Linked DNA regions of Homo sapiens: region 2 is linked to region 1. Evidence: chromatin loops called from intact Hi-C (ENCODE). Cell type or tissue: PC-3. All regions are shown on one strand. Each heading gives the region's core, and the rest is flanking DNA. Links, peaks and the distances in the headings are about the cores only.

Region 1 (5,380 bases), core at 61-5,060:
GATCTAATCTAGAGTATTTTCTCAGGAACCTCTGCAGGAATGCAGAGGGAGTTTCCTCATTTTCTTGTTGAATCTTGAATGCCTTTGAGACATTTTGTGTCCTAGGAGTGGACTCTTTGATCCCTTTAATTATTAGTTCCCTGAGGTCCTGCATTTGGGTCCAGTCCCTGGGATCATTATTATCCCATTTAGGATCGACATTTGGAAATTTTTGTTTGGTTGGCAAGACTCCTTGCCTGGGAGGGTGTTGCCTCTCCCAGATGGTCATGGCTGCTCTCCTAATCATTCCCCTTTCTTCTCCTGTGAACAGAATATTCATGATAGACATCATTTCAGCCCAGGTGTAAAAGCTGGTTCCTAGGAATTGGTCCAGCTGGTCTGCTAAACCGAGGGGATCTTCTAGGCGTGGTTTCATTTCCTTCTTGAAATTCCTAACTTCAGAACTTGTAAGAGGAGCATTTACAAAGCCAGTCTCTCCCTGTCCCATGGGAACTTCTCTAAGAGGGAGCATGCTAGATGCCTGCTGTGTGGACAGGATAAGGAAGTTCTTAATATCCCTCTTACACTGTTCTTTTTCTTAAATTTGGATGAGGACTTAAAGGAGCAATTGGTTTGGTTCCCCCATGGTCTCCAGGTCTTTCTTCCTCTAACCCTCCTGTTGCCCCCTTGATCTTCCTGTCCCCTATTTTGTGAGCTGTATGGAGGGGCAAGCATGATAGGGGGTCCCAGGGCTTTTCACTGGGCAAGAGCTTTTTACTAGGCTCTTTTTCTTCTTCTTTGATGGGGAACGTGGGGGTTAATTCTTTGATCCAGCAGAGAGCATAACCTATCTCTTCTTGTGAGGATGGTTTTTGTTTTTTGTTTTGTTTTATTTTGTTTTGTTTTGTTTTAGTGGAGTCTTGCTCTGTCGCCCAGGCTGGAGTGCAGTGGTGCGATCTCAGCTCACTGCAAGCTCCGCCTCCCGGGTTCACGCCATTCTCCTGCCTCAGCCTCCCAAGTAGCTGGGACTACAGGCGCCCACCACCACACCTGGCTAATTTTTTGTATTTTTAGTAGAGATGGGGTTTCATTGTGTTAGCCAGGATGGTCTCGATCTCCTGACATCGTGATCCACCCACCTCGGCCTCCCAAAGTGCTGGGACCACAGGCGTAAGCCACCGTGCCCGGCCTAGAATGGGGTTTTATCATTCACATAGAGAATTAAAGCTTGGCACACCCAGTTCTCATCTGAGCCAAACTTAAATCAAAAGACTGAAGGCTTGCGAATGGGGTCTTTGGGACAGGTAAAACAGCAATACTTTATCATCTTTTCCTTTTCCTTGTCCCTGGTTCAAGGGTTGTCCCTCCAAACCTGCAGCATTCTCCTTAAAGGACTATCCGGGGGAATGTCAGAGGGAGTCTCTTTGGCTCCCTCTTTCCTTTGTCCCCTAGGCCTAGAATTTCTGTTTCCCATTTTCGTCAATCTGTGTCTGAGTTTTTCCCTGTGTACTCAAGCCCCCCACTAGAGGTTTCTTGCACACACCGAGAATCATTTCATCCGTCTCTGGCTGTTCCCCTCGCGAGAGAACAGAACCGCAAATTGGGTCTCCACACTTGCTTCATACCTAGGATACGTCTCAGTCACACACACTCGACCTCCAAAAATGCCCAACCACCAAGACAATACTCACAGTCCAATTTTCCTACCTTGGCTCGTACATGAGGTTGCCTGGTTGCCACGGTGCCTGCTTTTCTCCCTGTGTCACCTCCACTGCCTCCTGAATAACAGTCTCAGGTTTGTCTATGGCCTCTGCAGGGAGCCGGGATTCCCAGACAGAGCAGGCCACTTAAATCAGGTGGGACGCCTCTCCCCTCTTGGCTGGAGTCCAACTCCACGCAGGCACAGAGATCCCAGATGGGCCCCCAAGTTTGTGAGAAACACATTCATCTGTCCAAACCCAAAGAATGGACTCAGAGACACAAAAGAACAATGGAAGAGAGAATTTTAATGGTGATCGTGCAAGAATGGGTGTCTGGTAGGCAGGCACAGCTGGGGCAGCTACAGCAGGTAATTTATCTCCTAGCACGCAAGTCCCTCCCCCAGTTCCTCATTGGTCAAATACTGTGGGGTTACAATCTTTCTGGACGTCACCTAAGTTTCATTATCCCTTATAAGGTTATAACCCAGTCCCCTTCCCTGCTTAAGTTTCGATTTTCCAATAACTCTGTAAACTTTTTCTTCCCTTTTATAGGCTGACTCCTCCTCTACATTCTGTTTGCTTATTGCGACTTTCTAGGTGCATGAGCTGTGCGGTTTGTCACGTCCGCAGGCTGGCTGCCAGTACTTAGATTTATCATACCTTGAAAATGGACCATTTAAAATGTTTTCTCACAGAAAATAAGATTTTAAAACATTATCCTCCCTTTATATAAAACCTTGGGATATCAGCATACTCTGTGCTGGACCAGCATACTCTGGTCCTGGAAAATAAGGACCACTGGATCACTGTCCATCACAGGAAAACAAAATGCCACTGTAGAAAACTGTCTGTGGCAGGCTGAATAGTGGTCCTCACAACATACCGGTATAACATAATGGTAAAATGCTGAAAGGGACTTTGCAGGTGTGATTAAGTTAATATTCTTGAAATGAGATGATTGCTCTGGATTAGCCAAGGCGACCTAATCTTTATTACGGACTCTTCATAAAAGAGGCAGGAAGGTCAGAGTCAGAGAAGGTCACGTGACTATGGAGGCGGAGGTCAGAGAGTCACAGAGAGACTTGAAGATGCTACGCTGCAGGCTTTGAAGACGGAGGAAGGAGCTATGAACTAAGGAATGTAGGCAGCATCTAGAAGCTGGAAAATGGCTGATTTTGAACTTCAATCTCCAAAACTGTATTGCCTTAGTTGGTTTTGTGTGGCTATAAAGGAACACCTGAGACTGGGTAATTTATAAATAAAAGAGGTTGATTTGCCTCACAGTTCTGCAGGCTGTATAAGCAGCAAGCAGCATGATGCCAGCATCTGCTTCTGGTGAGAACCTCAGGAAGCTTCTAATCATGGCAGATGGCAAAGGGTGAGCAGGCATGTCACATGGTGAGGGGGGAGTGATAGAGAGAGGGGAGGCATGCTATGTACTTGTAAACAACTAGATCTCCTGTAAACTAATAGAGTGAGAACTCATTCATTATCATGGGGACAGCACCAAGCTATTCAAGAGGGATCAACCCCCATAACCTAAACACCTCCCAGTGGGCTCCACCTCCAACATTAGGGGTCACATTTCAACATGAGATTTGAAGGGGACAAATATCAAAACTATGTCATATGTGATAATAAATTTATGTTGTTTTAAGCCACTAAACTTGTGATGATTTGTTATAGTAGCCATAGGAAATTAATACTAATAGAGAGCAAATGACAATGATCAGGGGTTGGAAATCAGAGAGTGTTGGAGAATAGTATGAGCATGGTTGCTTGTACAAGGATGCACTTAAACCATGAGACTCTAGTTTGGAAACAAGAAGCCTGAGAAGAGACTGGCTCAATGTCTAAACCATTGCTGCTCTATAGAACTTTATTTGATGATGAAAGTGTTCTACATCTGCACTTTCCAATAGGGTAGCCAGTAGCCACATGTGACTACTAAGCACTTGAAATGTGGCTAGTACAATAAGGGAATTTTTTCTTTCTTTTTTTTTTTTTGAGATGGAGTCTTGCTCTGTCACCCAGGTTGAAGTGCAGTGGCGGATTTCGGCTACTGCAAACCTCTGCCTCCTGGGTTCAAGGAATTCTCCTGCCTCAGCCTCCCGAGTAGCTGGGATTACAGGTGTGTACCACCACGCCCAGCTAATTTTTGTATTTTTAGTGGAAACGGGGTTTCACCATGTTGGCCAGGCTGGTCTTGAACTCCTGACCTCAAATGATCCACCCACTTTGGCCTTCTGAAGTGCTGGGATTACAGGCATGAACCACCATGCCCAGCCTACTCTTAATTAATGTATATTTAAATTTAAAAATCTACATGTAGCTAATGGCTACTGTATTAGACAGACAGTTTTCTACCATTAAAAAGAATGTGGATAGGGTGACTATGAACTTATTCATTAAAGTGTTCAATGCTAGAAAACTAGCTTGCCAAAAATAGTCTATGCCAAATTAAAGAAGTACCAGCACTTCTCTAGAGATCAGATTTCTTATAATCTCTGCCATAATATAACTAAAAACCTAGATGAGAAAAAAGCATCTAAGCAGCATGTAAAATTGCTGTCATAAAACCCATGAACTTCACTTCATAGGAGATGCATGGAGTCAGTCCTTAGTCAAACAGCTACACATTAGAAGAACCAAGAATACGTTGATCTCAGAACTTCTTCAAAAGCACAAAAATCCGGAACACACTTAGGGAAAAGACATAAGGAAAGACATATTGCTACATGCCTCAGAGGTCCAGGTCAAAAGCAGATGATCATAATGGCCACCCTGAGTCACAAGACAAGGTTATATTATGTTCTGAATCATCTGTTTAAGAAGGCAAAGCAGGCCAGGTGCAGTGGCTTACGCCTGTAATCCCAGCACTTTGGGAGGCTGAGGTGGGTGGGTTACTTGAGGTCAGGAGTTCGAGATCAGCCTGGTCAACATGGTGAAACCCCATCTCTAATAAAAACACAAAAATTAGCTGGGCATGGTAGTGGGCATCTGTAATCCCAGCTACTCAGAAGGTTGAGGAACAAGAATCACTGGAACCCAGGAGGTAGAGACTGCAGTGAGCCGAGATTGCCACTGTACTCTAGCCTGAGCAACAGAATGAGACTCTGTCTCAAAAAAAAAGAAGACAAAGTAGTGAATAACTCAGTATTAAAAAAAAAAAACTCAACAGAGGGAATGGGTAAATGCAAAACCAAACAGTTACCTTTCCACTTTCATGTAAAATCCCTTGTTTTAGGGTTCTAGCCACTATGCTATGCCATCCACTCCAGCTCCTTGTTAGTCACTTATGCACCAGGATTGATCTGAACCAGGTTTGATAAATTATTTCAAATCCTTTCTCACCATTACCATCCAAATCCTTCTCACTTGCCACGCAACTTCCAAATCTGGATCAATTGAATTGATCCACCACCATTGTTTCTATTTCCAGACTGCTGCGCCCTGGTGGAAGAAATAACACAATGATATAGGCAGGAATATCTTGAAAAGCATGGTTTCTGTGGAATATTATGCAGCAGTTAAATATGTAAGATATCAGCTGGGCGTGGTGGCTCACGTCTGCAATCCCAGCACTTTGGGAGGCCCAGGTGGGCAGATCACCTGAGGTCAGGAGTTTGAGACCAGCCTGGCCAACATGGCAAAACCCCGTCTCTACTAAAAATACAAAAATCAGCCAGGCGTGGTGGCAG
Region 2 (5,380 bases), core at 316-5,315, 130 kb before region 1:
GAACACCATTTCCTCTGAAGAGTTAATTATGATCCTGCCCAAAATCCGATTCCTAACTGCACTGGGGAAAAATTAGATACACGTACAATTAGATTGCTGAAGTAAATGCCTATAATAAAAATAATTCTTTCAGCTTTGTTCTGTATTACACACAGAAAATGAATTATTTTACTTTACCTTGGCATATACCATAATCTAGGCCAAATCCCTTAAGTATTTTATATTGTTTAGTTCAAACTGAAAAAAAAAAGTGGACTCTGAAGACAGATGATCTTAGCATCATTCTGAACTTCTTTTAAGCATCCATTTGGATAGATACGGAAATGGTCTAAGAACTAGTGTCATTGTAGTAAAAAAAAGATAAAAGCAAAAACTGCACACTTCTAGTATTGTTATTTCCCCCTAGGTACATGGTAAACCACATCAATAAATAAAGCAATGGACTTTTCAGCAATGTACGCTTAAATAGTTACAAACATACATGTAGAAAAAAGGATACAGTAGTGCAAAAAATAAATTATTAAAACAGAAAGAAGTATGAACATTATTTTACACAATGCTCTATAAAACCTGAACCATTTGGAATGAGACCTCAAGTCAGTGAAATTATACAGCAACATTATTAGTATCTTTGTTTTCACATTTCAACCACACAGTCATTGATCTATGAAAGAAAGAATATTAAAGCAAAACCACTTTAAACTTTTGGAAATTTTAATGTTAAAATCAAATTATGTTTTTCTGGGCTCTTAAACACCTCTGCTGTTTATGTAGTTATGCAGCATGTCAAGAAGCATCTTAAGACAGAAAGTTTCAAATAGGTCACATTCTTTTGGTCTTTCTACTCAATTTCTCTCTGTGATCAACAGCAGGCTGATGCCTCTGTTTGACACCCCCTTCTGTTAAGATATTATTGCAATTAGATATATTTACAAGAAGACTCCCCCCGACGGCAGTGGGGAAGGTGGGAGCTCCTCTTCGGCAATCCACTCACTAGTTTTGGTTTCGGGATATGAAGGCCAGGACTCGTCGAATACCATTCAGTCTGTCCTTTAAGGACCTCATTGCTAGGAAGGGGAGCTGAGCTCGGCTTTCCAAGGGAAGAACTGCTAACATCCACCAGCACCAGGCTGGGCCATTCGGGTTCATCTGCAACAGAGAAACACAATGGAGTCATCCTATTCCCATCCAAGAACATCAGTCTGCAGAGTTCCAAATGCTCAAGGTAAAGACCCCAGGTAGAACAACTCCATGTGGCAGATTGCTAATTGACCCTATATCTATTTTCCCCCTTATTTTAGCAGGGCATATAGCCACCCAGAAAAAAGACTGCATTTCTCAGCTTCCCTTGCAGCTAGGTGAGGCCATGAGACAAAGTTCTGGCTAATGAGATGTAAAGGGAAGTGATATGTGTAACCTCTTGGTCATGCTCTGGGAAAGAAGCATATGCCCTCTGCCTTCCTCTTTCTCTCCCTTTCCCCTAGCTAGAACATGGACGTGGTGAGGATCAGCCTTTCTCAATCAAGAGGATGAGGGAGACATTTTAAGGATGGTAGAGTTTTGTGATGAAGGAGCCTGGGTGCCTGAATGCTCTTGTGGAATAGAGCTGCCCTAACTGTCCAAGACTTAGCCCCTCCATCTTGTTTAAGCTCCAGTCATTTTTGTTTCTTGTTAAAGCAAACCAACCAGTATCCTAACAGATACACCATGCCTCCTAGCCAATGTGATTTTACAAGCTGGTATCTACTATGTAGTCTCTTCCACTTCTAATATTCTGTTGAGGTCCTTTGGACTGATGCATTTAACATTCAGGCCTTCGATTCCCATGACCCCTTGACCTTTGCATGTCTTTTAAGTCCCCTCATTTCCTTGATGTGGCTGAAGGCAATAGTCCATGTATACCATGTCACTATACAGGGCCATAGCTCTCTTCTCCCCTGAAACCAAAGGCTATGATTTACAGTCCCAAAGAATCACAATCTCACTTTGCAAAAATTCCAATTAGAAAACATTCACATTAGAAATATATTCTGCCCCAGGGCCGGGCACAGTGGCTCACGCCTGTAATCCCAGCACTTTGGGAGGCCAGCGGGTGGATCACGAGGTCAGGAGATCGAGACCATCCTGGCTAACACGACGAAACCCCATCTCTACTAAAAATACAAAAAATTAGCCGGGCGCGGTGGCGGGCTTCTGTAGTCCCAGCTACTCCGGAGGCTGAGGCAGGAGAGTGGCGTGAACCTGGGAGGCGGAGCTTGCAGTGAGCTGAGATATGCCACTGCACTCCAGCCTGGGCGACAGAGCAAGACTCCGTCTCAAAAAAAAAAAAAAAAGAAAGAAAGAAAGAAAGAAATATATTCTGCCCCTAGATTTCCTTTTAATAAAGAGCTTTCCCATTCCACATAAATCCTTCCCCAAAGCAGCTTCCCTGGCACATATTTTAGACATTGGGTACTTATTTCCTTCTAAGCCTAAAACGAGCTTTCTGCCCACAACTTTCACAAGTTTGGTTTTAGGACTATAGAGAACCATTCTGGTCAAAGTGCCTACACCTGAAATTATTTGGCTCCAAATTGGTTCCTCTGATCGTCACCAAATCTCACTGCCTTCTTTGCTTCTTTGTGCCTCTAACTTCATTTGCATTCTTTTTTGTCCCTCCCTGAAGCTGGCAATATGCTCTCCCTCCTATGATCAGTTCTGAATATTAGACTGATGTTCTGAACTTTCTTTCCAAGGATCACCAACAAAGATATTTAAGCTGGTATTAACACTTGTGGCAGTTTCTAAGAAACATCCTCCTGACAGAACATGCTTATTTGTGGGACCACTGGGGATGCAGCATTGACTGGAGCAAACTGGGATGGGTATGGGTTTTTCTTTTTTGCTGGTGCTGCTGCTGCCAAAGCAACATAATAACAGAACTAAGAAAAAAGGAAGTGAAACCCAAGATTTCAACTTTCTCTGTCATTAGCCTTTATGAATCACACTGTAGCATCTGTGTTTTCCCGTTACCATTGCTGATCTGTATCTTTTGCCTAAGGGAGAACGCTTCCCGGAAGGTGAAGGGGAACATTAAGCTTGATCGTGAGTTTGCTCAGAGGTATATGCTGCAGTCCTGACTCATCGTGGCCCAGAGCCAGGAGCTGGGTCACAGGAAGCACTAACTGGCCTTTCTCCCTTGAAAACTCATGATGCCTTTGCATGGGGGGGGAAAGAAGCCACCTTTGTGGTCTGAGGAAAGCAAGACATTTCATTTAGGGAACAGACTGGTGTCTTAGAACCTCAGAATGCAAGAGGAAGAGGGGGCTTTAGAACCCTCCTCATGTCAGAGATGGGACAAAAGTTGAGAAAGGGAAAGGAATCTTCCCAAGGTCATACTGCTAGTGAGGTAAGCAGGACCAGACTTTTGGTCAGAATATGCATATTGAGATTTTTTCTTTTGTGACAGAGTTGGGGATGAGCATAAGTAAAGAATCAATGTAGGAGAGCCAGCTTGGAGCATAGGAAGAGATGGTCGTGAGGAAATATGTGGTTAGGATATCTCCAGCCTTATCCTAGAAAGACAGTATTCCCTGATTTATTCCAGGCAAGCAAAGCTTAGTGAAACTTAACCATCTCCACTCTCCTAGGGAGCTTCTGATCTGCAGCTTGATCTTTCAAATAGGCCTATCCCCCAGGAAGAACACTGATCAGTAGAACCTAACAAACTACTGTCTAGTATAACTCAACTAACAGTATTTAATGATGAACAGAGCTGTTCAGCCCTGGTGAGGACAATAGCAAGGGTCTAGACTTGCAGGGCGAAGCATAGATAGACCGAGGCACGAAAAGTTTTTGTGGTCTTGCAGTTGTAATCTTATAAGGGTAGCTGGCCCTATCCCCTAGTTCCCAAAGCAATGAGGGAGAGGGTTATGAAGTTACCTGAAAGCAGCAGCTTTTGGTCTCAGCTCCCAGGATACCCTTCTCTTAAGTCCTGGCCTTTGCATGTAACTTGTCACCCTAACACTACCATGGTGTGAATCTGGACTCCCATGGAAGGTTCTTCTGTTGGTGATATCTATGTTCCCATTCTCTTATCTTACTTAGTTCTCAAAACCTGCCTTGGATCCAAGTTCCTACTGCTTTACTTTAGTTACCCCGATTCTAACTTGGGATCTTTTTGGTCTTACTCATGACGCTCACTGTGCAGCCAAACAACACCAAATTAAATCCATCTTCCTCTCTGCATTCGATGTGCTGAATGGCAGCCACATACCCATCTAATCACAAACACTAGGCACTCTCTTCTAGTGGGACAACCCGTTTAAAAATAGACATTTTTCTATACCTGAGGATCGGCGTCTTTCTCCGGCATGGGACCAAAGTGATTGAGTATCCGATTCTTTAGGGATAATTTGAGCGAATGAAACCACAATGATGCTTGCTGATAGACACAGTTATGTAATCCCATGAGCTCAGCACAATCCTCTCCCTGAACCTGAAAGTATCAAAGTGGAAGTGAAACATTCTGTACCCTCTCCATCATTCCCAGAGTCACTTTTGACACCTGATTCGCTTTGAGCATCCATCCTGCCTTCCTATGGGAAGGCTCACCCATTCAGCTTTCTCCTTTGCTTGATGTGAAATGCCCCTTAGTCAAGTGCTGGACAGTGTGTAGATACTGCTGACCATGGAGGAAGGAGAAAGGTTCAGCTGGGTAGATTAGCTGAAACAGCAAAACATGCAGAAAACCAGAGATTCAAACCGGCCTGAGTGGAGGCATGTGGTTAAACCAGGTTATGCTGGTCCATGCCTTTGCCCTTTTCATTTTTACATCTGTTTTCTCATTACTTGCTGGAAAAGACACAGGAGTATGTCAGTCTCAGCATGTAACTATCTTGGTCAAACACATTTACTCAGTCATCAGATATTTATTAATCTACTATGTAACAAATGTAAATATAAATGAATATAGGATTATTTACCTCTTCTTCCACCCATTACCTCAGAAAACCAAGGATTAACTAGATGTGTCATCTTTCTGCCTTAGGGGATGATGGATTATTGGGAAGGGCTCTTAGCCAGGTTACGTACTTTAAAATACAAATGCATGTGTGGATCTATAATTGTCTCAAAAGAAAAAAGTTTAAAATATACATAAATCGATAGATAAAATATATATGTATAGACCCACCCCAGATCCATTCCTTGCAATCTTTGGCAGAGACTTAACTCCCAAGCTGAATGAGCCCCAGGGTTGATCTAGGATAACATTTCCTATGCATGAATGCAACTCAGCAGCTAAGCAGAGCCAGGACAGTAGGCGCCCTCACTGCCATAGTGCAACTGGACAGCAATCCAGCAGCATTCAATGTTGCTGCAGCAATTTGGTGTGAAATCC

What was found. Peaks named below come from ENCODE experiments on the same cell type or tissue, not always from the same donor. Only the 100,000 strongest peaks of a DNase experiment are listed, where the experiment ranks them.
Region 2: it touches region 1 in a loop (12-fold over the local background); 1 of 110 quality-filtered maps calls a loop at or near these places.

Annotation. Positions count from the first base shown.
Region 1 is chrX:118,881,530-118,886,909 of GRCh38, reverse strand. It overlaps LINC01285 (long intergenic non-protein coding RNA 1285), which reads right to left. Exons shown (of 7, transcript NR_110393.1): 7 at 4,895-5,132. Among named protein-coding and RNA genes, the nearest start is that of LINC01285, 45 kb to the right of the region's middle. In PC-3, for the core only: no CTCF peak of the experiment used is centred there; a DNase peak (open chromatin) is centred at 2,159; H3K4me3 peaks cover 2,649 bases; H3K27ac peaks cover 2,817 bases.
Region 2 is chrX:119,013,304-119,018,683 of GRCh38, reverse strand. It overlaps LONRF3 (LON peptidase N-terminal domain and ring finger 3), which reads right to left. Exons shown (of 11, transcript NM_001031855.3): 10 at 4,328-4,477; 11 at 329-1,149. The coding sequence ends at 994. Among named protein-coding and RNA genes, the nearest start is that of LONRF3, 41 kb to the right of the region's middle. RefSeq lists a silencer at 3,124-3,183. In PC-3, for the core only: no CTCF peak of the experiment used is centred there; DNase peaks (open chromatin) are centred at 3,093 and 4,933; H3K27ac peaks cover 3,705 bases.